Regions from separate parts of the Homo sapiens genome. Here all the other regions are linked to region 1. A link is an interaction called in ENCODE POLR2A ChIA-PET data of the cell type or tissue named here. Cell type or tissue: OCI-LY7. All regions are shown on one strand. Each heading gives the region's core, and the rest is flanking DNA. Links, peaks and the distances in the headings are about the cores only. Region 1 overlaps IL17RD (interleukin 17 receptor D). Region 2 overlaps ARHGEF3-AS1 (ARHGEF3 antisense RNA 1). Region 3 overlaps DENND6A-DT (DENND6A divergent transcript).

Region 1 (10,653 bases), core at 3,708-8,707:
GTGGCCTTGACTCTTCAGAATGTGTAGGCTATAAAGGACCGAAAAATAGGTAGAGGAACTGTTCTGTATTAAAGGAGGCTAAAGAGACAGGACATCAAAAAGCAATGAGTGACCCTTCTCTGCCCCCTAGAATGTGATGCAGAAAGAAATTATGAATGACATTAAAAGGACAAGTGAGGTAAGTGTAGCAAAACGTTATGAATTGGTAACTTTAGACAAAGGGGAAATGGGTGTTCATTTTACTGTTATTTCAATTCTTCTACAGATTCGAAAATTTTCAGAATACAAAGGATGGGAGAAAGAGCACAATAATGGGGAATCCCCATGTGGGGCTGTAAGGGACTCTAATATACAGGTGACTGTATTTTATACATTATATACATACATTTTACACACTATATACATTTATATTTACATTTTATATATTATATATACCTGTATTTTGTACAGGTGACTAGCTGCCTGCTTGAGGGGTTGGGGGGTTGGGATGGCAACAACTTCATCTTCCTGTATCGTTTCAGAAAACGTATGCTCTAGGCAGGGCATGGTGGCTCATGTCTGTAATCCCAGCACTTTGCGAGGCCAAGGCAGGAGGACTGCTTGAGGCCAGGAGTTCGAGACTAGCCTGAGTAACACAGTGAAACTCTGTCTTAACAAAAAAAAAGTAAAAAAATAGCCAAGCTTGGCGGCACACGCCTGTGGTCCCAGCTACTCAGGAGACTGGGCCAGGAGGATTGCTGGAGCCCAGGAGTTCAAGGCTGCAACGAGCTATAATTGCATGACTGCACTTCGGCCTGAGTGACAGAGTGAGACCTTGTCTCAAAAAAAAAAATTATATATATATATATATATATATACACACACACACACACACATACATACACGTCATAAATCCATTTAAAATCTCCTATATGCCTTTCCCTAAAACTCTTCTCCAGCAATTTACCATTCTCACTCTCCTTTTTAGAACTCTTTAAAAGTTCGCTGGCCTGCTGCCCCCATTATCTACCCCCATCCTTTTTTAATGAGATAAAAGCAATGATTACACTAGTCTTGATCAACTCGAAAACTCTGTACTTTTAAAAATGTGTGACCCTTTAAGTAAAATAAGAAAGCTCAGTAGATGGGAAATGTGCTCAAGTGAAAAGATGTGGGAGGTAGAATTTGTCTCTCAATGACTTCAAAACCCAAGGAGGAGAACAATGAGAGGCGGCCTGTCCATAGCAGCACTATAGGGGCAGGTGACAGTCACCTTGGGCATGCCAGCACTGGGAACTCATAGCTCCAGAGGCCCTGAAGCAGTCTTCCGCCAGCACAACCAGATGTTACATTTTTTCTGCTTAATTTTGGTAAAACTCCATGACGTCCTTCTCAAATTAAAAAGGCAATGCCATTTTTTTTTGTAAGCCACAGGAGCTATCTTTAGTGAAGCCTTCTAAGGATTTCATTAATTCATAGCCAGCCAACCAGGACTTTTCCCACAGTCTCCCACAAAAAAGCCCGGGAAGTCACTGATTGCTTGGCTGGATCTGAATATGAGCAGAGGTAAGATCAGAAATATCTAGTTCCTCCCACGGGGAGGCAAGGCATGAAAATCAAAGCCGGGCAAAAACTCATTTCCACAGCTGGCCGGCAAATCCGCAGCCCCGGAAAGAAGGCAAAGAGCACCTCTGATTATGGACAGACCTTCAAGTGGCTTCAGAAAATGAAATGCATTCACCACCAGAGGGGAACGAAGCAAACAAAAACGAGACCTGCACCTCTGTTAAGAAGACAAAGTTTCATACAAACTGAGGGCTGCTGCCAGGGAGTGAGATTTGTTCCGTTCACATCGTTTCAGAAAGTCCAAAACCGGGATGCTTAGTTAGTGCTTAGCAGTAACTTTTCACATTTTTCTCATCCACAGCACAGGGTAAAGTAGACAGTCCAAGCAACCCCCTCAAGCAACAGACACTCGGCCAGGTGTGGCTCCCACACAACACCAGCCCACACTCTCCCTGTCATGAGTGGGAACCTGGCTTGAAGCCCAGCCTCTAACCAGTATGTGGCCCCTGGCAGGAGTGCCAATAACTGTGGTGTGAATGAATAAATTAAGCATATTTTTTATGCTACTCTCAGCACTAACTGCCACATGATTAGCCAATGTTAAGAAAGCAATTTCAGAGGAAATTTTTTTTTTTTGAGACGGAGTCTCGCTGTGTTGCCCAGGCTGGAGTACAATGGCACGATCTTGGCTCACTGCAACCTCCGCCTCCTGGGTTCAAGTGATTCTCCAGCCTCAGTCTCCTGAGTAGCTAGGATTACAGGTGCACATCACCATACCCAGCTAATTTATGTATTTTTAGTAGAGACAGGGTTTCACCATGTTGGCCAGGCTGGTCTTGAACTCCTGACCTCAGGTGATCCGCCTGCCTTGGCCTCCCAAAATGCTGGGATTACAGGTATGAGCCACCACTCCTTGCCCAGAGGAACTTTTTATTACAGTTGCTTGACTGACATGTCACCTCCTCAGAGAGGCCATTGGAGAGTGTCTACTTGCAAACACCCATTGCTCTTATTGCCTCATTTTAATTTCCTGTAGAGTGCTTAGTCATTTAAGAAACATGTATGGAGAACCTACTATGTGCCAGGCACTGTTCTCGTGATGCAGAAGGGAACAAAACAGGTAAAGACCCCACCCACATGGAGCTGACACTGCAACGGGGAAGAAGGATGGACAAAGAAAATACTATGTATGTCCCAAGGTGAAAAGTTCGGCAGAGAAAAAGTGAAGAAAAGAGGACAGTGAGCAGCAAGTTGCTATTGGAAAGAGCATGGTCAGGTCTGATACTTCATTATCCTATTTGTCTCCCCTACTAAAACCTAAGCTCTGGCCAGGCATGGTGGCTCATGTCTGTAAACCCAAGTGGGCAGATCGCTTGAGGCCAGGAATTCAAGACCAGCCTGGGCAACATAATAAAACCCCATCTCTACAAAAAATGTAAAAAATTAGCCAGACTTGGTGGCACGTGCCTGTAGTCCCAGCTACTCGGGAGGCTGAGGTAGGAGAATTGCCTAAGCCTAGGAGTTCAAGACTGCAATAAGCTATGATCACGCCACTGCTGCACTCCAGCCTGGGTGACAGAGACCCTGTCTCTGGAAATAAAATAAAATCTAAGCTCTAGAAATCAGACCTAACACACAGAACACACCAATATTCACTCAATGAATGAATGGCCACTGAGTGTCCCTCTTATCAAACCGTTCACCTGTTGGAGAAATCTTCCAAGCCTCACCACTTCTGACAGAACATACACAGGCAAACTTCAAGGTGCCCTGTTATCTAGTACCTATATCTTCAACCTTACCATCCCCCGACCAATGAGCCCCCTTCTCCAGCTTTGCCCACATCTTACTTTCTGCCCAAACTGTCCCCCCAGCGCCTGGGTCCACTCACTGGTCAGGCCCTGCTCAAAGTCCCTTTGGTAAGACCTGTCTTCTTCATCTAAGCCTCCCACGAACCATTGAAATTCAATTTCTTCCTATAAAAACATCAAATTTGTTTGTTTCTCAATGCATCACTGCAATGTTTGGACACATTCTCATGAAATCTGGAGGGATGATGGGGTCGGCCAGGCTTTGTGGCACATGGGAAAGCTAGAGAGTGGTATGGAGAAGCCTCACAGAGAAAAGGGGGCCTCCTCCAAAGCAGGGGAAACTGAGGCAGAGCAAAAAGCCAGAGATACTGGGAACCAACTGAGACATGGGCTAAAAAGCCAGAGTTCTAAGGTGGCCTCAAGCAGGGCCTCAGGCAGTTGAATGTCAACAAACTGCTTTTCACGGGGGCAGTTCTAGGATGAGGAGCAGCAGAAGCCCGTTCAAGTTTCTCTGGAATGAGTAGGGAAGTGTGGAGAGAGGACGGGGAGTGCTCGGTACTGTGGCCCCAGAATCTCTTCCTGAATTTCCCTGTTGTCCAGGCCCCTACTCCTTTGTCTTGCTCCTGGCCCAGACAGGCAGCCACTGTGGACGGGGGACTGGTCCCACAACCTAACACAGGGTGGCTGCTCAAAAAAAGGGTCTCCTGCCTCCTCACTCCAAATAAGTCTTTTTGAGCTTCAGATACTGAACAGTTACAATAAATCCTAACCGTGTGAGTGCCTGTGCTGCACCCAGAGCAAATGTGCACACTCCAGAGGAAGGGGCCATAAACCGTCACTCAACAGAGACCACGCTCAGGCGGCGGACTGCTGCTACATTTGGTCCATACTGCACTGCATTTTCCTCAGATAAAAGGGGGCCGTTTTGGGAGAGAAGAAACCAGAAATCACCCGGACAGAATAAAATCACAGGGAAAGGGTTTCTAAACCATATGGCCTATCTCAGGAAAACACACCTCTTCGTTCCAAGGAAGCCCTCCCTTTATCCCATTAACCCTCCCACTCTCGAGTAAAACAGTCCATCGCAGCACAGAAGTCTGGGGACACTGCCAGCATTTTTTAAAGGGTTACTATTCAATGGGGGGAAAAGATCTACAAAAATGACCAAACAGAACACTTGGAAAAACTCCTAGTTTTGAAGGCAATAAAGTACTTTTTACATCTGAAAAAAAGTTGTATTTAAGGCCTAATCCCTCATGATTTCAAAAGGATTCATATGAAGTATTCATTTAATGTGTGAAATGTAAATATCCATCCAAACATTTTAATTAATGCTACCAATTTCCATTCCGTTTTCAAAGTTGATACTTGAATTTTATATGGCTTTTCTGGTACGTTCAAGCATGCTTCCCTACCATGTAGTAGTTTTAATGAAAAGCCTCATGATTAACGTCTATTAGATCAGGTATGGAATGAAGAAAGGTACAATAAAATTACAATTTACTAAGCTTCCAATAATACTTGCCATCTACTGCCCTTTCAAGTCTTAAGGTACCAGCCATATGCAAATAAGACATTTTAGCATTAGTTTTACCATAAAATGAATGCTTCTTAAATAAGCACAGTAGAGGTAGTTTTCATTTACACTATTAAATCAGAAAATTTATGAGCCCATTTCCGTTTTAGAAGAGAATTACATGTGTGTTCACATCACATCTTTATTTTGTCGTCCACCCAGTGATTTGTTGAGGACAGCTGGTACCTATTAAGTCCCCCCCTTTAAATGTTGTAGCCTTAATTAGCTACATCCACCTTCCCCCAACATTTCCAAACAAGGAACCAAAGAAAAGGGAATCCATTTTTATCATGGATACTTTGAACAATGGAGTTGCAAACATCAATGTTAACAGTCTCTATTAGAAACTAGTTATTCGTTTTTTAGGCCACTTCACAAAAACATGGTACAAATGGAGTTTTTGTTATGTAGGTAATTTTTTAAATTGTTCAATTTTTAGTTTCCTGCCTGGTGTTATTAATTAAAAGCCTTCTTTTAATATATTGTTTGGGAAAGGATGAAGGAGTCTCCCCAGAGATATTCTTGGTATTATTTAAGCTACAGACTTCTTTCTTACTTGGACTTTTCAGCATATGACTGAACAGGTAGAATCTGCAAATAGAGAAAGCAGCAGGGTGTGGTTTTCTATGAACAGACAACATGCCCTTCCCAGACACCAAAGGGTTTCCAACTCACACAATGAGAAATTGTTGATTGGATTGCTTTAACCTGCCATATATAGATAAAACACACACTGACTTAATTTACAATGTCGATATCTCTTCTTTTTTTTTTTTTTTAAAGACACATTTACATTTATGCACTCAGGACTTCAAGTGTGAATTCTGTTCAACAGACTAAATTCTGAGCAAGATAATGGGCCATCTCAAAGATTCCCCCCTTGGATTTGTTTCTTCAAGACTGGCCCTAGCTTTAATCTGCAGTAAGACTATCTGTTTCAATAGGATGTGATCACTTGAGGGCTTGTGTCTTTTCAATCAGCCGGTGGCCCTGCCGGGTTTAGAGTGGCAGAGGGGAAGTGGCCTGTGGTTAAACAGAGGAAATACCAAGGCATTTTAATAGAGCAAATAGTCTCTTTACTTCCCACCGGGAAGAGCTTCAAAGGCTGTGGGCCCCGGAGGAGACAATGTGTTTCGGAGGCCATCAGTCACCTAATCGTGTGTCAGGCCCATTCAGAACATCCAAGCAGCCAAGACAAACACTGCCCAGGAGGACAATGCCTCCCACTGGCTGGGCAAGTCTGGCTGGCTGGAGATGGGGCCTGTAGCTCCAGCACAGACAGCCCCCCGGCTGACTGAGGGCAGGAGCTCTCCAAATTTGGGAGTAGATGGGAAATGGAAAAGGTCTGGCTGCCAGGGCAGGGTGGCCAGAGAGAGGTCTGCTCTAAGGCCACTGCACCTCTCAACCTGTCAAGCTCCCTGATAGCTGAGCCCTCTCCTCACCCCACATTCTTACAAATCAAGGGTGGAGGCTCAAGTTCTAGAAGCCTAAAAACCCATCCATCAGAAGCAGGCTGAAGAGGCAGTGGGGGGCCAGGCACGGTGGCTCACGCCTGTAATCCCAGCACTTTGGGAGGCCAAGGTGGACAGATCATCTGAGATCAGGAGTTCGAGACCAGCCTGGCCAACATGGTGAAACCCTGTCTCTACTAAAAATACAAAAATTAGCTGGGTGTGGTGGTGGACGCCTGTAATCCCAACTACTCGGGAGGCTGAGGCAGGAGAATCGCTTAAACCTGGGAGGCGGAGATTGCAGTGAGCTGAGATCATGCCAATGCACTCCAGCCTGGGCTCCAGAGCGAAACTCCGTCTCAAAAAAAGAGGCAGCGGGGAATGAAGGAGGACAATAAAATTGTTGATGGGGTAGCCCCAGCAGGAGCAGACACCTGCTGGGGCACAGTATATAAAAAGTTCAGGGACAGAGGAAGAAAAAGCCTTGAAAGCTTTAAAAAAGAAAAAAAAAACATGTTTTAGGCCAAATGAAGCATGAAAAATACTTAAAAGCACTAGCAGTTCTTTCCTTTGTTGGGAAGTTGTAAGATTTGAACTGCTGAGAATCTGATTTGGATCCTGTGCTACTCCTTCCTGAGACTGTTTTCAGACAAACCCAGCTGTTCTAGGGAGGAACTCAGGGGAAGTGTCAAGTCCTCTTCACTCCAGGCCTCCTCATCTGCCCCAGGCCAGAGGCACCCATCCAAACTAGCTTCTCCCCCGCCCCGCTTCCCTGCTCCTCCCATCCTCACACTCCCCACCCAGCCTGACCCCTTTTATCGGTCAGGGCTCTGAGAAAGTCTTCACATTCTTCTCTAAGGCCAGTGACATAATTTAAAGCCAAACTCTGATTTTAAATGTTTAGAATGTGTGTTCTCCCCTTCTTTGGATTGTGGGACCCCTGTCCCCTAAAACAATAGGTCTCATCCTGGTTACAGCATGCGTATCCTCAAAAGAATTTGTTAAAATGCCAATTCCTGGGCTCCACCTCACTCTCACTCTGATCCCATTAGCTTTCAATCTGCATTTTAACAAGCTCCTGAGGCAATTCTGATACTGGAAGGCCCAGGGTGTCACTTGGAGAAAAAGTTAACTGCTGGTCTCCTGGTCACGGAGCTATATGCCCAAGTTAATAACTAGCACAATGCCCCAGGCACTGCAGGGGCTTGGGGTTGGGTGGATGGCTGAGGTTGGGGAGAGAAGGGAGGGCTGCTCAAGAAAGATGGACATGGGCCAGAAGAGTTCCCAATTAACTAGGCAAAACAGGCTGGAAGAAAGCTTTGCACTGCTTATAAAAACGTCTCTCTAAAAAATGTATCAACCAGGACTGAGTAATTTTTTAACCAAGAATTCTGTAACAGACACAAGAGCATCTGTAACATGGACAACATGGCCATACGATAGGCAGACCAGATGTGGGCTTAGGAGCCATGAGCTGCAAGTGAATGAAAATGCATCCAATTCAGAATCAAATAAACATGTCTGGGCCCACAGCCAAGGATAATTCTTGGATTGGACTTTTATCAGGAACCTAAATTTTAACCAGCTGGAACTTCTCTTTTCCAAGTACCACCCTATTCCTTCCTACCTTTTGTGATGAAGTATTTGCCTTAAATGGGAAACTTGCATTTCATTGTAAAGATGATGCCAGCATCCTGGCTTCCCGAATTCCTGAAGGAGTAGTGTTTTCTTGCAGGGGGAGTAGGAATTATGTTCCAGGGATAATAGACCAGAGAAGGTGGACCCCATTTAGGTAAGGAGGCAAGAAATGTTCCCTCCTCCCCCACTGCAGGAAAAGCCACTAAATACAAACCTGTGGGAGTAGATTCCTAACTCCTTGTTCCATAAAAAGGCTTCTAGACCAGCAAGACAAGGGGAGGGAGAACTTCAGTATGAGTGACTGACACAATTAAAGTTATGAACCAAACTTGCTTCTAGTTGCAAACAAAACCATTCCACTCTAGAAGCAAGAGCCAGTGTAAATGAGGATGGTGTGGTCCCTCTGGAGGTTTTACAAATCATTACTTCTGTGTGAACACAGTATTTATTACTCAAAGAGCAACCTTACCTGGCAAGGACCCTAAGAGAATTTTTTTTAAGTAGTTGAGGAAGTGTGCCCACAACTCATTTCTAAAACACTGACCTGTGTTCAAGATGGTATCAGCCTCTTAATTGCCCCACTAATAATGGGGAGGTTGTGAAACCTGACCACTTAAACCAGGCCAGCCCATGGCTCCTCTGGGAGCAGCCCCGAAGGGTCTGTTAGCAGGGCTGCAGAGGGTTGGCTGGCTGTAGTCACCTTGCAAGTCTTGCAAAAATACACATTCCTGCAAGGGCAAGGGTTCCTGAAACAAATGTTGCCTGGAGATCAAGGGGGTCATTTGCTCAGCTCTGCTCCAGCACCTAAATCCAGTTTCTCAGGACTTGGTGCTGCACCTTGCTGCCCCCTCTCAGGTTCTGAGTATGGCCCAGGCCCACAGAAAGCCTCCTCTGATTTGCATCACATATAGTCGACCCTTATCCTTTTATGTTCCTACAGCCCCACTGTAAGCAACCTTAGAGCTGAGGCCAACATCTATGGACTAAGTACCTCTTATTTGGTAGGGGACCCAAACATGAATCAAATACTCTAGTCACTGTGTACCAGTACTTCCTAGCTGACTCCCTGACAGAGCAACTTCTAGAAGACATGACCTAGGGAGGTGTGGACAGGGACAATTTTTTGCAGAAGTGATGCTAGGGCCGAGAAAGGAAGCTGCAGAGGTGTAAAGGAACACAGGCAGGAACAGCATGTGCAAAGACAATGGACCTTGATGCCCTGATCTTTGCCTCTACTTCTTAAAATCTATCAGGAAATACAGGATTTAGCAGGAAGGCAGCAGGGTCTAATTTGGTTCAGCCAATATTTACAGGGCTCTGACGCCACCAAGATGAGGTTCAGTGCCTGGCTAAAGAAACTAGTCTGAAGACATAGAAGTGAACAAATACTGACAAAGCTGTCTGATGAGACTAAAGTGCAAGGACCTGCATGAGAAGGTAAAGCAAGGGGCATGGCATTCAGGAGGGCTTCCCTGAGGAGGTACCACCTGAACTGAGTCTTAAGATAGGCAAGGAATTCTCAAGGGAGGAAAAGGCATCCTGGGAGGAGGGAAAAGCATGTCTTGGAAGCACAGAGGGCATCCATCCGGAGTTAGGAGCAGGATGAGAAGGGTAGGGGGTGAGGCTGGAAAGGGTGGGAATGCAAAGCATGTGGGGAAACTGGGTCCATGAAATCCACCAAGCAGCAAATCCAGGAGACAAGGAACCATGTATCAGCCTGGATGAGCCTGGAATCTGGAACATGGCCCAGAGGCCTCTACGATCGTCCAGGAGGCGAATGAGGATGACCCAAGGAAACGATTGGTGGGGCCAAGGCAGGAGCAGCTGAGAAAAGTCACCCCCAACTAGGGGCTGTGGTGGAGAAAACGTCAGCATAAGTGTGAGGTGACTGGGACAGAGCCACCATTTTATGAGGGTGCAGGTTTGGGAGAGGAGAACACACTCGCACAGGTAGAAGAAAATCACCAGCCTGGCTCCGTCAGGGCACTACCATACCCCACAGCATGGAAACTTCACGAGTTTTGTACAGTGGCATAAGAAGCCACCTTGGCAACTGCAGCAAAACAGTGAATCGGACTGATTTACCTACGCCATCACATGAACACTCAAAATAAAACGCCTGTGATATTGTAGTCATTCAAAAGCCAATAGGAGTCTAAATCCAAAATTCTAGTAGGATCCTTAAGTCAACACGAGATCCTCCTTGAGGAAACTTGCTAGCTACTAAAATTTTTTTAAACAATAAAACAAGAGCAGTAATGTTTTACTGAAATGGAACACAGTAAGAAAATGTGATGCTTTACTCAACTAGGAAGGAATGACAGAGCCTAATGGGGCGGGGGGGCGGGGGGGGAAGGGGGTGGCGGGGGCGGAGGCAGAGCAGGGGTCATAGCCGTCTCCATAGCTTAGCTACTGAGTCTGAAGACATCCCAGCTGTCTGGCTCACACCTGGTTTTCTGCACCACATTTCTTGGGACTGTGGGGCAAGTGAGCTTGGAGGCACCAGCCTGCGTGCCTAAGGGAGTGTTATGTCCTAGGTTTTGGCTGTGCTGAGGCTGTTTAGAGCCACCCAGAAGAGGCTGAGTCAACGTTCGCCTAAGCAAACCACTCCATACCTATCCCTCAGCCCAGC
Region 2 (10,653 bases), core at 2,735-7,734, 200 kb before region 1:
AATGGACTAGACAAAAGTAAAGACCAGGCACTGGAGAAGGAGACAAGACAAAAAGGGCTCTGAAATTTGGTCTGTATTTAATTAAAACCTCAGTTCTGGCACCTAAAACAATGCCTTTCACAGCAGGTCCTGGTTAAGCATTTCCTAGTTAACTTACAGGCAATGGCAGGAGCTGTGTTCCAGAGACTTTCACAGCTCTAGGGTGTGTGTCTTCCTTGAGCCTCAGTGCCTCCACCCCACCCCAACAGGAGGAGCTGCAGCAAATATTTTCACAAGGAAGGGTGGAAATTCTGGACTCTGAGCTCAGCACTGCCCCAACCAGATGGGAGCAGATGTGCAGTGAGTACCTGATGGAGAAGCTGCCTCACAGCGAGACACCCCCCAGGGTTCCTCCTCTCTCAGCCTTCTCATTCCTCCCATTCTGTGAGGTTTTCTCCTACTGTTCCTTCCATGTCCACTCCACCCTAAACCATCCTCTCTGCTTCTCTTGGTGAATGCATCTGCAGCACCTATGGGTCTGGTAAGTGGTGGGCACAGTGCCACACCTTGCTCAGGAGGGTGGGAAAGTCCTGGAGGGTTGGTAACACCCAGGGCCTCTGTCTCCTTAGACAAGCATGGGAACTGAAGGGCAGAATGCACCCTGCAATTAATGAAGATGACAATCCGGGAAAGGGCTAAACCACTTGGTAAGGAGAGGGGATATGTAATATGAGTGTCAATAGCCTTTTCTGAGCCTCTCTACAGCCAAACACTCCAGCATAAAAAAGGAAAAACACAAATGCAACTCCTAATGTCTGAGGACTAATGGAGGTCTGCAGGGAATGTTTCCAGGGAAAACAAAGACGGGGGTGCAATACAACTCACTCAGCAAGACTTTCTTTAAAGTTATTTTGAAATCTCTCTTCTCCCAAAAAGTCTGCTCCTCAGCCACCCAGATCTTGCCTACCAGCTTCTCCCACTGTACCTCTCCTCGAGAGCAATATGGTTCCTTCTTCTCTTGCCTTTTCCAAACCATTTCTCACCATCACCTCGTCCCCCACCCCATCCCCTTAAATTCACAAGTGCCTAGGACATTGGTGAACAAACACTGATCCTTTTTCTTTTTTTTTTTTTTCTTTTCTTTTTTTTTCTTGAGACAAGGTCTCTCTTTGTTGCCCAAGCTAGAGTGCAGAGGTGCAACCATCGCTCCCTGCAGGCTTAAACTCCTGGGCTCAAGTGATCCTCCCACCTCAGCTTCCCTGGTAGCTTGGACTACAGGAATAGGTCATCACGCCCAGCTAATTTTGGGGTTTGTTTCTGTTTTCAGAGACAGGGTCCTGCTTTGTTGCCCAGGCTGGTCTTGAACTCCTGGGCTCAAATGATTCTCCTGCCTCAGCCTCCCAAAGTGCTGGGATTACAGGCATGAGCCACTGCGCCCGGCCTGGATCCCTTTTCTTTGCAAGAGGAATGAAATTGCAAATGCTGATAATACAATGGCTTTCTCCGACACATACATAAATGTGGAAAATTTGCTAGCATAGAGATTCTGAAACCTCCCTTTCTAAATAAAGAAGAAAGCAGAGTGTTCACAAAAAGCACACCCTGCCCTAGAACAGCATGCACATCCTGGCCTAACAGACCTGGGAGTCAGATTTCATTACAGAAGATGTGTCAGCTAGATGATGCCTCACATGTCTTCATCCTGACATTCTGCATCCTTCTCGTTCTTCAATTTTAATTACCATAATGACAATTACAAAGTGTGTCCTGGCTGGGAGTGAGGGTGTTTCCACTTGGTTGGGTTCCCTTCCCCAATCCCCGACCATGTCACTGTGGATTACACTCTGAGGCAAAGAGAGATCAGTTTTGGCCAAGGAGGAATCTGGCCTTTGGCCAGGCCCTGAACTGTCTCCCTCTGGTATATCTTGATGTCAGTTTGTCTAATTTTACCAATAAGCCTCAGGGCCCAGAAGAAATCAAGGCAAGGACAGGAGATCAAGATAAACATCACAAATGGCCTAATCACCTAACTGACAACTTTTGCTGTTTGGGAAAATCTTGTGAGCTAGCTAAGAACTTGAGGGCTGAACCTGAAGTCAACATTGCATTGAACTCTGAAACCCACTTGGTTGCAATTAGCCAGGGGCAGGGTTGGTGTTTTTTTTTTTTTTGTTTGTTTGTTTTCCTGCAGTGAATTATTACTTTTTTTTAAATTTTATTTATTTATTGAGACAGAGTCTTGCTGTGTTGCTCAGATTAGACTCAGACTCCTGGGCTCAAGCAATCCTCCTGCCTAATCTTCCTGAGTCCCTAAGATTACAGGTGTGTGCCACAGTGCCCAGCAAATTAATGTGACTGTTGTGTTAGAGAGATTTGGCAAGGATGGGGCAAACAGAGGGTCACTTAAACCAAGTATGTATCTAACAGGTTCCTTTGAGTAACAAGTTCTATAAACCAGAGTCGTGCTTAAAAATTCACAGAACATTTTTCAAGGGAAAACAGTTGAAGAGGTCTCGTGGCCATAGGTGGGGTAATCAATTGTCCCAGTTAGCCTGGTTCCAGGGAATTTCATGATGTGCAGGACTTTCAGTGCTCAACCCAGGACAGTCCCTGGGCAAACTTGGATGGTTGGTCACTCCACGTGTACCCACAAGCCTTGGCTAATGACCATTGTTGGAGCAGAAGGGGAGCAATACTGAAGGGAGGATGGATAGGGCAAGCACTGAAAACAAAGGCCTTCAAAAAGGCTAACTTGCTCACAAGAGATCTAATTTCTCTATAGTTCAAAATTGACTGTTAATGTCAGCTATTCCAAAGTGCATACAATCTACTTGGTCAACAAGGGATTTCATGATCAATGACTTCGGGAAATGCTACAAACTCCACCAGTTCTCCTTATGGAGTCTCCACGTACATCAACACTTCAAAGGCTCTGAGAAGCCCTGCAGTAGCGAGCATATTTAGTTTAATACACTCAGTATGTCCCAAATAGATCTGACCACACAAGCCTTTTGTACTTAATGGTTATGATCACACAACTGGATACACTTTGAGAAATGGAGATCCTACCCACAAAACCATAAATGACTTAGGAAGTGCATGACTTGCATTCAGTAAGACATGCACATCTATTTCAGAAGTCAACACATTTCTCTTTGTACTCAATAAAAAGCATATTGTAACCTGAGCTAAAATAGTTCCATGATCTATATTTATTTTTAATAAGACACTTGGAGAAAATGACTGAGATCTATACAAGATTTTAAAGTGTGAATAGAACCAGTCAGAACAGTATTAAAAAGACTAAAGACCTGAACTTGAAACGCAATCTAAAGGTAACATGTGGATGGATGCAAGAAAAGTATTTGGTATCAGATGGATGTGAGAAAGGTATTCATTCATTCCATTCATTCATCTGACAAATTAATTAAGCATACATGTGCTAGGCACTGTACTAGGCCCAGAGATACAGTAGTGAACAAGAGAGAAAGACAAGGTTGCTACACTCTTCATGCCTGAGTCTTCCAATCTTAAATTTCAGTAAGGACTAAGCACAATAGTAAGAAACTGCAGGGGTACATAGGAGATTCAGGAACTCAGATTCAGGGGGTGGTCATGAGGGCTTCTTCCAAGAGGAGGTGATGTCAAGGCTGAGACCCAGTGGGTAAAGTGTGTGGGCCCGGAGCAGTGTGTGTAGGAGTGTGGTGCTAGGCAAAGAGAGTGCTCTAGGCAGAAGGAACATGTGCAAAGGCCTGGAAGTGAAAAAGAGCTCAGAGCATTCTCTACAGATGCAAGTTTTGCTCCTGAGATTAGCGCTAGAATTCACTTTAGCACACAGCAGGACCTCCATACACTGTGGCTATTATTATTATTATCATCACTATTATGCTGAGGAAGACAACCTTGCATCAAGAAGTTCAATCTGACCCTTCCTATACCTCTATATCTCCCAAGCAAGGTTGATTGCTTTGTGCTTGGTCAAATTTTATGATTCCTAAAATCTGTTTAAAGCTTACAGACTTCTCCTTCTGGAAAACAAAGCTCCCTGTGAAGGCATAAATCTACAGATTAATAAACTCTACATTTCTGATTTCTTTTTTCCTTCATTGTACACTGGTTCCCTCCAGGTTCCAAAGAAAACAGCCCCAATGCCTGCCTCAGCAACCTTGACACTTCTTAGCTTCTTCACAAGATGCTTCCTGCAGCCCAAGACCCTCAGGGCAGGTGAATGTCAGCAGAAGCTTACTGGGCCACTTGAATTTTTTTTTTTTTTTTTTTTTTAATTTTAGACAGAGTCTCGTTCTGTTGCACAGGCTGGAGTGCAGTGGCATGATCTCAGCTCACCACAACCTCCGTCTCCTGGGCTCAAGTGATCCTCCCACCTCAGCCTCCTGAGTAGCTAGGACTACAGGCACATGCCACCGTGCCCAGCTAATTTTCATATTTTTTTTTGTAGAGTAGCAGCTTCGCCATGTTGCCTAGGCTGGTCTCAAACTCCTAGGCTCAAGCGATCCTCCCACATTGGCCTCCCAAAGTGCTGGGATTACAGACATGAGCTATCACGCCTGGCCACCACTTGGAGTTTTTACTTAACCCACAACCACTGATTCAAGTGTGACTTCCCCAAGTGGTAAAGCACAGATGCGCTCCTGATGGAGACTTTGATTAGTAAAACCAACCCTAACAGCGTCCGTTCTGGAGGCCAGAGCATGTATCCATAATAGGACATTTAACAGCAGGGGCTACCCAGGGCAACACTTACCCCTCTGAAATTCCAGGCTTTAGGAGAGGGAAACATGGGAAAGTTGTTTTGCCGCTGCCGTTTAGGCCTAGAAGAGAAAAGACAATGTATTCATTATTCAGTGGTTGGATATTCAGAGGAAGTCACTGCTTTCAAATGCAGGTTTATCAAAAAGAGAGATGCCTCAAGAAATGGCCCAAACAAGGTGGATGGAGTTTTCAACAGCTCTGCAATCTTCAGCAGCCAAATTCACCCCAAACTCCTTCTCAGTTCCCCAGCAGGAAAGTCCCAGAGTCCCTTAAAATAGCCCTTCATCTGTATAAAGTAAAATAAAATCTAACACGCAACCTGGATGCAATAAAAAAGTCAGACCAGACTCCCAATCTTTGTCTTGAATTTTCACATAGACTCAATTCCCACATGGACACTATCAGGAGATGTATAGCTTCAGCTCAGCCTGGAACTCTCCCTTGTCACACAGACATGCTGGGGAGTTCCAACAAGGGGTACATTTGAGCTCCAGGTTTTTAAAGCAACCATCAACGGGACATTTAGCCCCCGCGTAACAAGCTGAAACTGGTTTCCTCACCTGTTAACCTCTCAACATGAATCAATTTCCTTAGAGGCAGTGGAGGCAGCTTCAAGACAGACCAGCACAAAGAGACTCCAGGCACACCAGAAGCACCTTATTTCTGTCTCCTAATCAAATTTTGTAGCTGCCAATATAACTACAGGAATACCTTTTTCAATATTTTTATGGATAAATTACTCCCCTAAAACATGTGATGTCTGTCAATATGGATATTCAGATTTCATGTTTGCTGAAAAGCATCTCTGAAAAGCATCCACCTTGGACTTTTCCTGGGGCTTTAGTCACTGATGTACCAAAAGGCTGGCCAGGTGCGGTGGCTCACGTCTGTAATCCCAGCACTTTGGGAGGCCGAAACAGGCAGATCACTTGAGGTCAGGAGTTCAAGACCAGCTTGGCAAACATGGTGAAACCCCATCTCTACTAAAAATACAGAAATTAGCCAGGCATGCTGGTGGGCACCTGTGATCACAGCTACTCGGGAGGCTGAGGCAGGAGAATCGCTTGAACCCGGGAGGCAGAGGTTGCGGTGAGCCGAGATTGCACCACTGCACTCAGCCTGGGTGACAGAGCGAGACTCCATCTCAGAAACAAACAAACCCCAAAAGGTTGGTTACACAATAGTCACTTTTACCTTGACCTTTCTGCTGTAATCAGCAATAATGCAAGGCAGAAAGCATGTAGTGACCAGTGTACAGGCTTTGTGGTATGTTAGAGCTGAGTAAAAATCTTGATTGCTCTACCATACAAAAGAGATAAAATACAAGGTAATTACAATAATAGCAGCAACTAACCAATACTGAGCACTTTAAAAAGCATATGCTAATATTTTACATAGTTAATCCCATGACTCTCACCCTGTGAGTTAGGATGCATTATTGTACCCATTTTATAGATAAGAGCACTGACGCCTAGGGATATTAAGTGCTTTGATTCTGATCACACAGATGAAATTGGGATTCTGTTCTTAGTTGTCTGACCTCAAATACCATGGTGTTTATTAGCGCTGTGACTCTGAACACGAGGCTTAATTTCTTGAGCTTTGGTTTTCTTACATGCAAAACAGGGGAAATAATACCCTCTGTGTTGAGTCAAGATGAGATGAGGACTCTAACTCTGGTTCTGTCATTGCTGTTTTTACCAGCTGTCAGCGTGGTGCCCCTGTCCCCCTTTCTCTCTCAACACCTAGCTCCAAGAACAGCATTCAACCCAGGATGCAGGGCTGACACAGAAGAGCCAGGGCAACTCACCAAAACTATGGGAACTCCCACCTGATGTGCCTTTAAACCAGGCCCCCTCCTGCCTCAACCTCCTCTTCACCCACACGTAAGCAATAAAAACCCAGGCTAATAAGATCGCAAGACAGAGAACATGTGGGTGGTTATTTATGTTTCATACCCTTCTCCATTAAGTTACATGTTGGCCTAAGTCCTTCTGAAAATAAATGTCTGTTTTAAAACAAAATTTTTGGATTTCAACAATACTTCTCCCTGGATACCACTCCCTTCCCTCTCAGTCATAACTGGGCTTTGCTTTCCTAACTATTTGATGGAATTCATTGCTTCTAAAGTAACAATATATACCAGAACATTCTGAGTAAATGTGTCTTTATCTTACATGTTGCAATCCACAGAAGATCACACATAATGTCAATTATCACAATAATTAACACAGATTCAATTACAGATGTGCCCAGGACTAAGCACTTTAGGTACTCTAAGTCTCACAATAATCTTATAAGGTAGCTTATTATGTTATAATGTAAATACATGACATACAGACAGCATTATAACAGTGTTATATAACATTTTATACACAATATATTATAATGGCATTACATACATTTAAATAAATAATCTTACATCATAATTTTATATAACATTATGTAATATGATATAGTGGGAACATTGTCACTACTGCATTTTATAGATGAGATAAACTGAGGCTCAGAGAGGTTAAACCACATGCCAGAAGTCACACAGCTATTTGGTGGCCAATTTGGGATTCAAACCCAGATGTGTCTGACTCCAGATCCAGAGGATGCAGTCCCTCTCACATGAAGAGAAGTCCCCCCAAACAGGGCAAAGCATACCCCTGAAAGAAAGCTGCCTGGGGGTTCCTTGTGGGAGGGCAGCAGCTTAGCAGGGCTTCCCACCATCAGGCCTCATAGCCAAAGAAAAAGCATCAGAGCAAATCTGTCCATTCGGGATACTGTTGGGCAACTTAAGTGTCCCTGTCAGCTGGAGAAGCTGCCAGGAGACCTACCGAGAGAAGGGCTGTCCCTAATTGTTAGCTCCCACCTTCCTCTCATCCCACCACCATTCAGGCTTCCGGTCATTCACATTAGCTACAGTCCCTCTTAACAATTCTAGGCCAGGCACAAGACTCATGCCTGTAATCCCAGCATTTTGGGAGGCCAAGGTGGGAGGATCACTTGAAGGCAAGAGTTCAAGACCAGCCTGGGCAACATAGGGAAACACCATCTCCGCTAAAAATAAAAACAAATTAGCTGGGCATTGTGGTGCCTGCCTGTAGTCCCAACCACTTGGGAGGCTGAGGTAGGAAGATTGCTTAAGCCCAGAAGTTTGAGGTTGCAACGAGCTATGATCATATTACTGCCCCCCAGCCTGGGTGACAGAGGGAGACCCTGTCTCTAAAAATAATAACAAATGTTTGAAAATTATATCCTGATACCATAATAGCCTCCTGATAATTTCCTCCTTCTCCCCAGCCAAACACTACCACCCAGGTGGCTTTAATGCACAGATTCAGGGAAGGAGAACCATACTGATGAGAAGGCTTCTTGATGAAGCTGGTGAAGGATCCTAGCAGCATAAAGTGCACCATCACGGAAGCACCAACACCAGGTCCTCACCAAAGGAGGGGCCTCTCAGTCCTGGGTATATTTCTTCTATTGTAGAAGCAGTATTTTGCACAATCAGCAAAAGTCCAAGTGAGAAAATAGCACTTGATGCTGCAGGTTTCCCAGACACAAAGACACTCAGCTGAGCTTCTGAACAAGGCTTGGAGGGCGTGTCTATCGTCTGTGTCCAGCCCTCAGGCTCCTCATGTGAGCAGGCTGTGCATGGTGTACACACATGGTTACAAAGCACAGCCTTCTGTCTAGGCAGCATTTCCCAGTGTCTCACAGATGTCACAAGGATAAGTATGACCACTTCCATAGAGGGATTCACAGGAAAGCCAGGGATGGGTGAGCAGCAAGAGAGAAACTTCCAAGATTGTTGGAGGGGTTGGAGTTGGGGGGCTGCTATTGTGGAGGGAGGTTACAACCTTACAAAAGGTGGGAAAGAAAAGCCACAAGCTCCCCACCCTTGGGAAAGCTCATAATAGAAATGGAGAAATGCCCACAGTAGCAGAGAAAAATCAGCATTCAAGGTTCAGTTAGGGAATGATCTCAAATTCAAGTGTATGTGTCTGGAATCAAACAGAATAAGGTCAGCAGCAATAGGCCTTAGGGTTAGTGCAGAATTTATTTTCCCACCATGTGAAAACAAATGTGACTGTTTCTCGTCACCTTGAGAAGAGGTTTAGCGACCACTTATACAACAGCTTCTTAGTATGGGTTCAGAATTGAACATGTATTTAGACTGCTCCTGCTGTCTGCGCACTGTGTGGGGCTCAGAACATGGTGTTTAGGGAAGAGCCAGCTTGGGGTTCTAATAGTGGCTCCCTCCCTTTCTTGGTGGGGGACTTCAAGCAAGTTCCCTACTCTCTACTCCCTCTGAGCCTCCATTTTCTCATCTGTAAAGTGGGGCTAATAATCCCTTTTCACAAAATTGAAGGAATAAATTCATGTACTAAAAAAAATGGCTAGCAGGGAGTCTGGCACTTAGTAGGTACTCAAATTAGCTATTATCATTATGAGAAGACTCCTTCTTTAACCCAGTAAGGGTAAATGTTAGTTACCATTATCATTGGTGAGGCTCATATTGGAGGGCCAATGAAATTTACATCTCACTCTTAAGGACTGGGTAAAATATACACAAAAGAAAACAAAGGCTTCAATGTGTTATGAATATTTGTTTTAGATAACAACATGGCCACAAATCTGGACCTGAGGTAACCATGAAAAGAGACTTCTCTTTTCTAATTTCCTAACTCCACTTTCCCTTCTCAAAGACTACCACCTTCGTCAGCAAGTTGTATATGTTTTAAATATTTTACTGTCTGAATTCTTAACCCAGAACATCTTGCTAACGAAACTTTTTTCGTCTTTTCTCGTTTTACCTCTCTTTATCCATCAGAACAATTGTAGCATAACTAGAAAAATCAAACAGCTATATTTTTTAAGAGAAATCTGTGCCGAATGTGGTACCACCTGTGCCAGGTATTTTTATTCTGATTGAACCACTTAAGAAGATAATGGCTTCTTTCACTTAAACATCTTTTTAGTTTCTGTTTTTAGGACATAGTTGATGAGAGACTGGCAGGTGTTTAGCCAGGTGAAGACCCAATTCTTTGTGGAGAAGCTCACTGTGAAGAGGTAGTTTGCAGAATAGAAAGCTCATCACTTTGGCCTGTCTCTCTCTTGAACAAAGGGACATCCCAATAACATTTCTATGGCTCAATGAGTCACACTCAGCTTCATTCTACTCATGCCATGGCTGCAACTCCAACTCTTTATTTCCTCATAAATTACGGGAAAAAAGAATCACAGAGGCTGCATGCGGTGGCTCACGCCTGTAATCCCAGCACTTTGGGAGGCCGAGGCAGGCAGATCACCTGAGGTCAGGAGTTTGAGACCAGTCTGGAAAATATGGTGAAACCCCGTCTCTACTAAAAAAATGCAGAAATTACTGTACATGGTGGTGCATGCCTGTAGTCCCAGCTACTTGGGAGGCTGAGGCATGAGAATCACTTGAACCCGGGAGGCACAGGTTGCAGGGAGCCGAGATCGTGCCACTGCACTCCAGCCTGGGTGAAAGAGCAAGACTGTCTCAAAAAAAAAAAAAAAAAAAAAATCACAGAACCTCAGAAATGGTCAGCTGGTACAATTTCTCAGTCACTAGCTGAATCCTCTTTCCAGCAGTCCAGCTGAGAATGGCCCCTTAAAGAGAGCCCTCACCTTTGGAGAATGGGTCTGTACTCTACTCGTGGGAGCTCACCCACTAATTTGTTCACCAATATTATTGAGCAGCTACTACATGTCAGGCATGGTGCCAGACATTAGAGATCAGCAGTGGACAAGAAATTCAGTTCCTGCTTTCATGTCCTCACAGGGCATTCAGATCCACCCTGTTCCCCTCCAAAAAATTACAACATGGCAAATTGCTTTTTTTTAAGTGGTAGTGAGGAGTGCCGCAGGGTCTCGACCAAAGTTTGA
Region 3 (10,653 bases), core at 2,899-7,898, 540 kb after region 1:
ACTATGTTGAGTATAAATAGCATAGTAAAAGTAGGAAACACACAATAATACCTCAACAGAAAAATGAGTAAACCAGCGAGGTGTCACGCCTGTAGTCCCAGGTTCTTGGGAAGCTGAGGCCGGCTAAGTTCAAGGAGGATCGCTTGAGCAGGAGTTCCAGGCTGCAGCGCGCTATGATCGCGCCTGCGAACAGCCATTGCACTCCAGCCTGGGCAACAGAGCGCGACTGTGTCTCTAAAAAACAACGCAAAACAAAAAACACGGCAGAACTTAAGCATTTTGCTGCACTGCCCAGTGAAATCCATTCCATTTGACAAATACTGCCCTCTTAACATTCTTAGAATTTTTTTTTGGAGCAAGTGTTAGCGTCCCTGTTTTCAAGGAGGTGGTCAAGTATGCACAGACATCAGTAGTGACGTTTGCTGGAGACTTCCTTTAGACAAAAATGAACTTAGGGACAGCACTTAAGTTAGAGGCCAAGTCTTTGGCCAAAGTAGCCTGCCATCCTACTCCAGAGAACTGCTGTGGTTAAAAGAGGAAAAACTGTATTCTGCGATCAAGTAAGGCTCTAAACCCAGTATTAGGAAAGAACAGTAGCCTTTTGTATTAGAAAGAACACTGGCGTGGAAGTCAAAAGTTCTGGATTCTAGTGCCAGCTAGAATCTACCACGATCGTGGTAGGCAAGCTGCTCCAAAACCCAGTTTCTGGTAAATGAGAGTGATGATTACTAACTCACCTCACTGACTGTTGGGAAAAGCTAAGCTATCCTAATGTACACATTTTACCAGATGCTACTTCATTATTAATTATTAATGATCTCAAAACACCAGTTGTGGCCAAGCACAGTGGGTCACACCTGTAATCCCAGCACGTTGGGAGGCTGAGGCGGTAGAATCACGTGAGTCCAGGAGTTTGAGACCAGCCTGGGCAACATAGGGAGGCCCCGTCTCTTAAAAAAAAATTAAAAATTAGCTGGGCATGGTGGCACACACCTATAATTCCAGCTACTTGAGAGGCTGAGATAGGAGAATCACTGGAACCCAGAAGGTCAAGGCTGCAATGAGCCATCACTGTGCTACTCTACTCCAGCCTGGGCAACACAGCAAGACCCTGTGTCAAAAACCAGCACCAAAAAAGAACATAAGTTGTTCCACAGGGCTGGTTCTTCGACACATAGACACAAACTGCGATTCTGTGAAGTGTTGCTTTATAATATTGGGTTAAGGAGAAGGTCAAGGCTGCAGTGAGCCATCACTGTGCCACTCTACTCCAGCCTGGGCAACACAGCAAGACCCTGTGTCAAAAACCAGCACCAAAAAAGAACATAAGTTGTTCCACAGGGCTGGTTCTTCGACGCATAGACACAAACTGCGATTCTGTGAAGTGTTGCTTTATAATATTGGGTTAAGGATGATCTTGTCAAAATACAGTACCCTGAAAACAACATATTAGGAGAGCCAGAAGTTTCCAAAGAAAGAAAGCACACCAAAGCTCTAGAGAATTTTGAAAGTAAAAAACTTGTTTGGGGAGAAAAAAAACAAAAACAGAAAAAAGCATTACTTAAATCTTTATACACAGAAACAGAATAACCACTAGGGTAAACAAAGCAGCTATGGCTTTATTTCCCTCTACCTTCGTAACTTTGACATTCTGCCTTACAGTCTATTTTCACACAGTTTCTGTTGTTAATGGGAGCTGAGGAACAAGGTACTGACACCTTCTTATGGTTCATCAAAAGAACCTTTGACTCTGAAAGGATCTTGGATAGGATCATCTCTCCAAACTTCCTATTCATGGATCTTCTGACATTCAGTTAGCCAGCCTCTTTTCTAACACTCTCTATTAAAGTTAAGTCACTAGCCTGTGATCCCAGCACTTTGGGAGGCCAAGGCCGGTGGATCACCTGAGGTCAGGAGTTCCAGACCAGCCTGGCCATCATGGTGAAATCCTGTCTCTAGTGAAAATACAAAAATTAGCCAGGTGTGGTGGTGCACACCTGTAATCCCAGCTACTTGGGAGGCTGAGGTGGGAGGATCCTCTGATCTGGGGAGGCAGAGGTGACAGTGAGCTGAGATCACACCACTGCACTCCAGCCTGTGCGACAGAGGGAGACTCCGTCTCAATGAATAAATAAATAAATAGCCGGGCGTGGTGGCTCACGCCTGTAATCTCAGCACTTTGGGAGGCTGAGGCAGGTGGATCACTTGAGGTCAGGAGCTTGAAACCAGCCTGGCCAACGTGGTGAGACCCTGTCTCTACTAAAAATACAAAAAATTAGCCAGGTGTGTTGGTGTGCTCCCGTAATGCCAGCTACTTGGGAGGCTAAAGTGGGAGAATCACTTAAACCCGGGAGGTGAAGGATGCAGTGAGCCAAGATAGCACCACTGCACTTTAGCCTGGGCGACAAGAGCAAGACTCCATCTCAAAAATAATAAATAAATAAATAAATAAATAAATAAAGTTAAGTAACTACCTTTCAGAGCTACTATTTTCTGGGTGTTCATAAGGGCTAGAAAGTTCTTCCCTTTACAGAGACAAAATCAGCTACTTTGTAATACACACCCATTGGTCTAAGTTGTGCTTGCTGAGATTACACAGAAGAGTCCAACTCTTCTACATGATAACCCTGCGAACGTTTGAAAATAGTTATCCCACACCCACATGCCTTCTAGTTTTCAGGGTAACTACCCCACATCCTCCAACCGTTCCTCAAAAGATGTAGTTTCTAGGCCATTCATCATCCTGTTGCCCAACTTGGGCATACTCCAACTTGTCAACATCACTCTTACAGCCTGGGAGGAAATACCATCCTCCAGGTGTGATCTTAACATTGCAGAATGTACTCTGGGACTATTCCTTTCCTTGTCCCAGCCACCAGGCTTCTTTTAATGCCAGTTCATATCACATTTACTTGTTTTGGCAGCCAGGTCACATCACTGGCTCAGGTTGTATTTACTGTCAACTAAAGCCCTGGATCTCTTTTCATGTGAGGAGCACTTAAGTCAGGGTAGACTGTGTTAGCCAAGAGCATGACTAGATTCATGGCTCTGCTGCTCTTCTAATATTACCAAGAACATGGAACACAGGATTAAAAACATTCCAAACTTCTCTACTCACCCCTAACCAAAATCCTGGCAATTCAATAGTTTTAACAGAAGAAAGAAAAAATAAAAGGTTGAGCATCAGACAATGGTGTGAATTGTGAAATGCATTATCAGGTCTCTGGGCTTAGTTTTACCAAAAGGACCCACAGGGAGTCCAAATGTCCTAGATATTTACCTAGATGGGCAGCCAGGGGACTTCCCTCTTGCACTTAAGGTAAATGCTGCCAGGGCTGCTGGGACATAACTATACTTGCGGTGGTGAAAAAAATACATGGAAATATACACAGAGGCCCAATACCAATGTGTTATCAATAGAAAACTAAGTTTACTGCTGTACTTCTCTGGAAGACAAAAATGCTCAAATACAGATTTTGAAGGGAGGATCCAGCCAAAGAAAACTATAAAATGCACGATCAGGGCCAGACGCCATGGCTCATGCCTTTAATCCCAGCACTTTGGGAGGCCAAGGCAGGCGGATCACTTGAGGTCAGGAGTTCGAGACCAGCCTGGCCAACATGGTGAAACCCCATCTCTACTAAAAATATAAAAATTAGCTGGGCATAGTGGCATCCGCCTGAAATCCCAGCTGCTCAGGAGGCTGAGGCAGGAGAATCACTTGAACCTGGAAGGCAGAGGTTGCAGTAAGCCAAGATTTCACCACTATACTCCAGCCGGGGAAACAGAGCAAGATTTCATCTAAAAAAAATAAATAAATAAAATAAAAAATAAAATGCACTATGAAGTTTTCCCAGGTTGTGACAGCTTTAAAAAATGGTGGTTGGGTGTGGTGGTGGCTCAGACCTCTAATCCCAGCACTTTGGGAGGCCAAGGCAAGAGGATTCTTTAAAGCCAGAATTATGACAGCACACACCTGTAGTCCTAGCTACTCAGGAGGCTGAGGCTGGAGGATCACATGAGCCCAGGAGGTCAAAGCAGCAGTGAGCTGTGATTGCACCACTGCACAGCCTGGGCAACAGAGTGAGATGCTGTCCCCTCGACCGTTCCAAAAAAAAAAGAAAGAAAGAAAAAATAATGAAGAGCTGTTTTTTTGTTTTCGTTTTTACATTCTTATTATTGATACAATGCCTGGCATGTGGCAGGCACTCAGTAAATATTTAATGAATGAATGAATGCACTTTATTTTATTTTATTATTATTTTTTGAGACGGAGTCTCCCTCCGTCACCCAGGTTGGAGTGCAGTGGCACGATCTCGGCTCACTGCAAGCTCTGCCTCCCAGGTTCACGCCATTCTCCTGCCTCAGCCTCCTGAGTAGCTGGGACTACAGGCGCCTGCCACCACGCCTGGCTAATTTTTTTTATTTTTAGTAGAGACAGGGTTTCAACGTGTTATCCAGGATGGTCTCAATCTCCTGACCTCGTGATCTGCCCGCCTCGGCCTCCCAAAGTGCTGGGATTACGGGGTGAGCCACCGCGCCCGGCCATGAATGCACTTTAAAAAAGCATCTTGACTTTAGGAGGCCAAGGCAGGCGGGTCACAAGGTCAAGAGATCGAGACCATCATGGACAACATGGTGAAGCCCTGTCTCTACTAAAAATACAAAAATCAGCCAGGCGTGGTGGCACATGTCTGTAGTCCCAGCTACTTGGGAGGCTGAGGCAGCAGAATCACCTGAACCCAAGAGGCAGATGTTGCAGTGAGCCAAGATCACGCCACTGCACTCCGGCCTGGCGACAGAGCGAGACTCTGTCTCAAAAACAAAAAAAAAAAAAAACAAAACAAAAGCATCTTGAACTGCTCTTTCCTTATTTTAAAGAATTTTCCTTTTACTGTCACTTGTATGAATACATGAAAAGTTAACATAAAAATGTTTCTTAAGTGTAATGCACTCTTAGCTTAAGAAAGTAAAGATAACACTCCACTTATTTAAAGGTTACTTTTTGGCTAGGTGCAGTGGCTCACACCTGTAATCCCAATACTTTGGGAGGCCAAACTGTGGGAGGAGTTAGAGACCAGCCTGGGCAACATAGGGAGACTCCATCTCTACAAAAAAATTTAAAACATTAGCTGGGCATGGTAGCCAACACCTATAGCCCCAGCTACTTGGGAAGCTGAAGCAGGAGGATCTCTTGAGCCCTGGAGTTCAAGGCTGCAGTGAGCTATGATCACGCTACTGTACTACAGCCTGGGCAACAGAGCAAGATCCTGTCTCTATTAAAAAAAAATAAGTAAAATAAAAATAAAGGTTACTTTTCCAACTGTCTGATGCAGTTAGCACTAGGAAGTGGGTTTAATAGGCTCAATATAAGCCAAAATGCAAAACGGAGACTATAATCAAATGCATACTCTTCAATCAAAGAGATGTGAGGTCTTCACTCATAAGTTATTTTGTCTAGGTTTACACATAGTTCTGGCTGGTCCAAGTGCAGTGGTGTTTACAACTAATTGAAACTAATTGAACACTACCAATTAGAGATTTCTTCTTCTTTTTTTTTTTGAGACCAAGTCTTGCTCCGTCACCCAGGCTGGAGTGCAGTGGCGCAACCAATTAGAGATTTCTTTGTTCCTTTTCTACTCCCACTGCTTTGACTAGCCTTAAAAGTAATAATAAATTTACACATAATTTTAATAGATTTACTTGTCTGGTTTCCCAGACTAAGAAGCAAATAAGAAGAACAAAGAGGTTGCTTGAGGCAGAGCATGACAAGAGCAGAAAACAAAACACCATAGGTTAATAGAATAGAAGGAAAAGATAAAAAGGAGTCAGAAAACAAAACTTTAGATTATGCACAGTAAATTAGTAGTCTTTCCTTATAAGGCATAGAAGTGCCAGGAAATAGGCCAGGCGCAGTGGTTCACACCTGTAATCCCAGCACTTTGGGACGCTGAGGCAGGTGGATCACCTGAGGTTGGCAGTTCGAGACCAGCCTAACCAACATGGAGGAACCCCGTCTCTACTAAAAATACAAAATTAGCCAGCCGTGGTGGCACATGCCTGTAATTCCAGATACTCAAGAGGCTGAAGCAGGAGAATTGCTTGAACCCAGGGAGCTGAGGTTGCAGTGAGCCGAGATCATGCCATTGCACTCCAGCCTGGGCAACAAGAGCGAAACTCTGTCTTAATAATAATAATAATAATAACAATAATACATTAATTCCTTTGAACTGGAGCTGCAAGGTAAAAGAAAGAATAAAAATATAAAAATATTTTTAAAATTCTTAAGTTTCAAATTATGTACCATTCTGAGTAGCATAATGAAATCCCAGGGTGGTCCATCTTGCCCAGGAAGTGAATCATCCCTTTGTCCACGGTATCCATGTTGTATATGTCCCCAACATTTTTCCACAGACCAGAATGGGGGGATGGTTTTCATATGATTCAAGTGCATTACATTTATTGTGCACTTTCTTTCTATTATTATTGCATTGTAACATATAATGAAATAATTATACAACTCACCATAATGTAGAATCAGCAAGAGCCCTGAGCTTGTTTTCCTGCAACTAGACGGTCCCATCTGGGGGTGATGGAAGACAGGGACAGATATCAGGCATTAGATTCTCCTAAGGAGCAGGTAGCCTAGATCCCTTGCATGCGCAGTTCACGATAGGGCTCGCATTCCTATGAGAATCTATCTAATGCCACTGCTGATCTGACAGGAGGCAGAACCCATGCGGTAATGCCAGCAATGGGGAGCGGCTGTAAATACAGATGAAGTTCACTCACTGGCCCGCCGCTCACCTCCTGCTGTGTGGCCCGGTTCCTAAGAGGCCATGGAGTTCAGTACCAGTCCCTTGCCTGGGGGACTGGGGACCCCTGTTATATGCAACTCTACTGTCAGTCACTTAGTAGTTGTCTGCATTATCAGATCAACTGTTAACAGTATCGCAGTGCTTGTATTCAAGTGACCCTTATTTTACTTAAAAATGAATGGCCTCAAAGTGCAAGAGCAGTGATGCTGGCAATTAGGATATACCAAAGAGAAACCATAAAGTGTTTCTTTTAAGTGAAAAGGTAGACGTTCTTTTTTTTTTTTTTTGAGACAGGGTCTTGCCAGGCTGGAGTGCAGTGGCGCTATCATGGCTCACTGCAGCCTCCCAGGTTCAAGCGATCCTCCCAGCTCAGCCTACCAAGTATCTGAGACTACAAGCATAGGCCACCACACCCACTTAATGCTTGTATTTTTTTTGTAGAGATGAGGTCTCCCCATGTTGCCCCGACTGGTCTCAAACTCCTAGCCTCAAGTAATCTTCCTGCCTTGGCCTCCCAAACTGGTGGGTTTACAGGTGTGAGCCACGGTGCCTGGCCAAAAGTTCTTGACTTAATAAGCAAAGAAAAAACTCATATGCTGAGGTTGTTAAGATCTACAGTAAGAACAAATCTATCTGTGAAATTGTGAACAGTATTGTTATACTTGTTACATTTGTTATCAATTATTAATCTATTACTGTGCCTAATTTATAAGCTAAACTTTATCATTATGATGTTTTATATATAGGGAAAAACTTAGTGTATATATGGTTTGGTACTATCTGCAGCTTTAAGCATCTACTGTGGGGCCTTGGAACATATTCCCTATGGAAAAGGGGAAACTACTGTATCTATTCTATGCCTGTGTGACCATTGTATTTTGGAAGCACATAGTTATCTGATTCAGAAGATCGTAGCTGGAGAGGAATTTTGTCTTAGGTTGACTCTGCCTCAAGTGTCACTCATATCTGATTTAGACGGTATTTAAATAAGTGTTTCAACTTCAGGTAGAGTTGATGGTGGAACAAGATAAGACTTTTCGAGTTATTGGGATGGAATGGTTTTTTTTTTTTTTTTTTTTTTGAGACGGAGTCTCCCTCTGTCACCCAGGCTGGAGTGCAGTGGTGTGATCTCTGCTCAAGGCAACCTCCGCCTCCTGGGTTCAAGCGATTCTCCTGCCTCAGCCTCCTGAGTAGCTGGGATTACAGGTGTGCACCACCACGCTCGGCTATTTTTTGTATTTTTAGTAGAGACGGGGTTTCACCATGTTGGTCAGGCTGGTCTCGAACTCCTGACCTCGTGATCCACCCGCCTCGGCCTCCCAAAGTGCTGGGATTACAGGCCTGAGCCACTGCGCCTGGGGGAATGGATGTATTTTTGCATGAGAGGACATGAATTTTGGGGGGCAGGAGTAAAATGTTATGAACTGAATGTTTGTGTTCCCCGAAAATTCATACATTGAAGCCCTAACCCGCAATGTGATGGTATTTGGAAGTGAGGTCTCTTGGAGGTCATTAGGTTTAGATAAGTTCATGAGGGTGGGGGTCCCCCCATGATGAGATTAGTGTACTTACTAGAAGAGGAATAGAGACTAGAGCTTGCTGTCTCTCCACCATGTGAGGATGTGAGGACACAGTGAAGACGCTACCATTTTCAAGCCAGGAAAACAGGCCTCACCAAGAATCGAATTGCTTGGCACTTTATCTTGAACTTCCCAGCCTCCAGAGCTGTGAGAAATAAATACATGCTGTTTAAGCAACCTAGTCTGTGGAATTTTGTTAGGGCAGCAGAGCTGACCAAGACAGCCATTATCCATTATTCCCTTTCTCCTTAGTAATGCAGGCTGGCCAGGCACGGTGGCTCATGCCTGTAATCCCAGTACTTTGGGAGACTGAAGTGGGAAGATCACTGAAGCCCAGGAGTTCGAGACCAGCCTTGGCAACATACTGAGACCCTGTCTCTAAAAAAATAAATAAATAAATAAATATATATATATATATATATATATATATATATGTATATATACACACACATATACATACACATACATACACATATATATACACACACAGATACACATCACACACACACACACAAATATGTATGTAATACAGGCTGGTTAAATCTGGGGTGGTACTGATCCCAAGTAAAATACTGTATTTCTCAGACTCCATTGAAGATATATGTAACCATATGAAAAATAAGTGCTGATCAGAATACCTGGTTATATCCTTCAAGAAGCAAGCAGAAAAAAATAAATAAAGTAAGTACTTGTTGCCCTTTTGGAGTTTTCTGTTTTTGGGGTTTTTGTTTGTTTGTTTGTTTTTTTGAGACAAGGTCTCACTTGTTGCTCAGGCTGGAGTGCAACGGTGCTATCTCAGCTCACTGCAGTTTCTGCCCTGTGGGTTCAATTGATCTACCTCAGCCTCCTAAGTAGCTGGGACTATGAGTATGCACCACGACACCCAGCTAATTTTTGTATTTTTGCAGAGATGCGGTTTTTCCATGTTCCCCATGTTGGTCTTGAACCCCTGGACTCAAGAGGTCTGTCCGCCTTGGCCTGCCAAAGTGCTGGAAATAGAAGCATGAGCCACCTCGCCCATGCTTGTTGCCCTTTTACCCCTTTGCTTCCTCCTACTGCCATCCTGGACATGAAGGCCAAAATTTCAGCAGCCATTTTGGGACTATAAAGAAAATATCAAGAGAGTCACATCCATAAGGTGCCAAACCAATGCCAGCAACAGTCTGCCTCTGAACCTCTCGTCACACAAGAAAAACTAACTTATCTGTTTAAGGCACTGTTACTTAGATCTGTCACTGGCAGCCAAATGCAATTTGTAACTGACGTAAGTCAGCTTTTTCATTAGAACTTTTACCATGTGCAAAACTACATCAGAAAGTTCAAATAGTATGTAGAAGTTAGAAACAAATTTGTGTTTAGAGTTGACTTCTTAATTACTTTTATATAAAAACAGACTTGAAAATAGGTTTGTTCTTTTGAAGAAAGACTAGTAGTACTCAGCATTCACTTTGTTCAAATTCTCTCAGTATTCCAAATAACTTTGATGTGGGAAGAGAAGAGGAACCTTACTTGACTTTTGGTGATTGACACTTAATATGTAATGTTGGATTTTTTATTTAGCAGGGAGAGTTGGTGAAGTTAATGATGTACTATTTTTGGAAGATAATTATGAAAAGGGCTTGAAAATCTTATGCTTGGGCACTTTGGACTTCTTTTTAAACTTGCTCTTTGGAGTAAATCAGAGAGAAACAGAAAAGTCTGCTGTTCCTGAATTAAAGGCTTTTGAATTATCTGGGAAATGGTTAAAATGCAAATTCTCATGTGTCATCCCAGAACCACAACTTAAGAAACAGTAAAAAAATTAAAAAAAAAAAATAGACTGCTCGGTTGACCAGATGCCCATTGAATTTTTTTTTTTTTTTGAGAGACAGAGTCTTGCTCTGTCACCCAGACTGTAGCACAGTGGTGTGATCATAGTTTACTTACTGCAGCCTCAATATCCTGGCTCAAGCAATCCTCCCACCTCAGCCTCCCAAGTAGCTAGGACTATAGGTACATGCCACCACACCCAGCTAATTTTAAAAAAAATTTTTTAGAGGTGGGGGTCTCACTATATTGCTCAGGCTGGTCTTGAACTCCTGACCTCAACTGATTCTTCTGCCTTGGCTTCCCAAAGTAGTGAGATTACAGGCGTGAGCCATGGTGCTTGGCCCCTGTTGAAATTTATAAGAAATTACAGAAGACACTGAATAAGAGCAGGTCTATGAAGACAGTGTGATCCTTTGACCTGGGAGGCAGAGACCCTTTCAGAGTGC

The links. Peaks named below come from ENCODE experiments on the same cell type or tissue, not always from the same donor. Only the 100,000 strongest peaks of a DNase experiment are listed, where the experiment ranks them.
Region 2: POLR2A ChIA-PET joins it to region 1 with 10 read pairs; 1 of 35 experiments calls an interaction of 5 or more read pairs at or near these places.
Region 3: POLR2A ChIA-PET joins it to region 1 with 7 read pairs; 2 of 35 experiments call an interaction of 5 or more read pairs at or near these places.

The regions. Positions count from the first base shown.
Region 1 is chr3:57,153,428-57,164,080 of GRCh38, forward strand. The region is part of intron 1 of IL17RD (interleukin 17 receptor D); the gene reads right to left. It overlaps LOC105377101 (a long non-coding RNA gene), which reads right to left and starts at 628. Exons shown (of 2, transcript XR_940865.3): 1 at 1-628. RefSeq lists enhancers at 5,492-6,177, 6,178-6,861. In OCI-LY7, for the core only: no CTCF peak of the experiment used is centred there; a DNase peak (open chromatin) is centred at 5,914.
Region 2 is chr3:56,954,082-56,964,734 of GRCh38, forward strand. ARHGEF3-AS1 (ARHGEF3 antisense RNA 1) reads left to right here. Exons shown (of 3, transcript NR_046572.1): 3 at 6,499-6,773. It also overlaps a transcript of ARHGEF3 not described here. Among named protein-coding and RNA genes, the nearest start is that of ARHGEF3-AS1, 19 kb to the left of the region's middle. In OCI-LY7, for the core only: no CTCF peak of the experiment used is centred there; a DNase peak (open chromatin) is centred at 5,308; H3K27ac peaks cover 670 bases.
Region 3 is chr3:57,694,185-57,704,837 of GRCh38, forward strand. It overlaps DENND6A-DT (DENND6A divergent transcript), which reads left to right. Exons shown (of 2, transcript NR_135550.1): 2 at 1-2,467. Among named protein-coding and RNA genes, the nearest start is that of DENND6A-DT, 6.3 kb to the left of the region's middle. In OCI-LY7, for the core only: no CTCF peak of the experiment used is centred there; no DNase peak of the experiment used is centred there.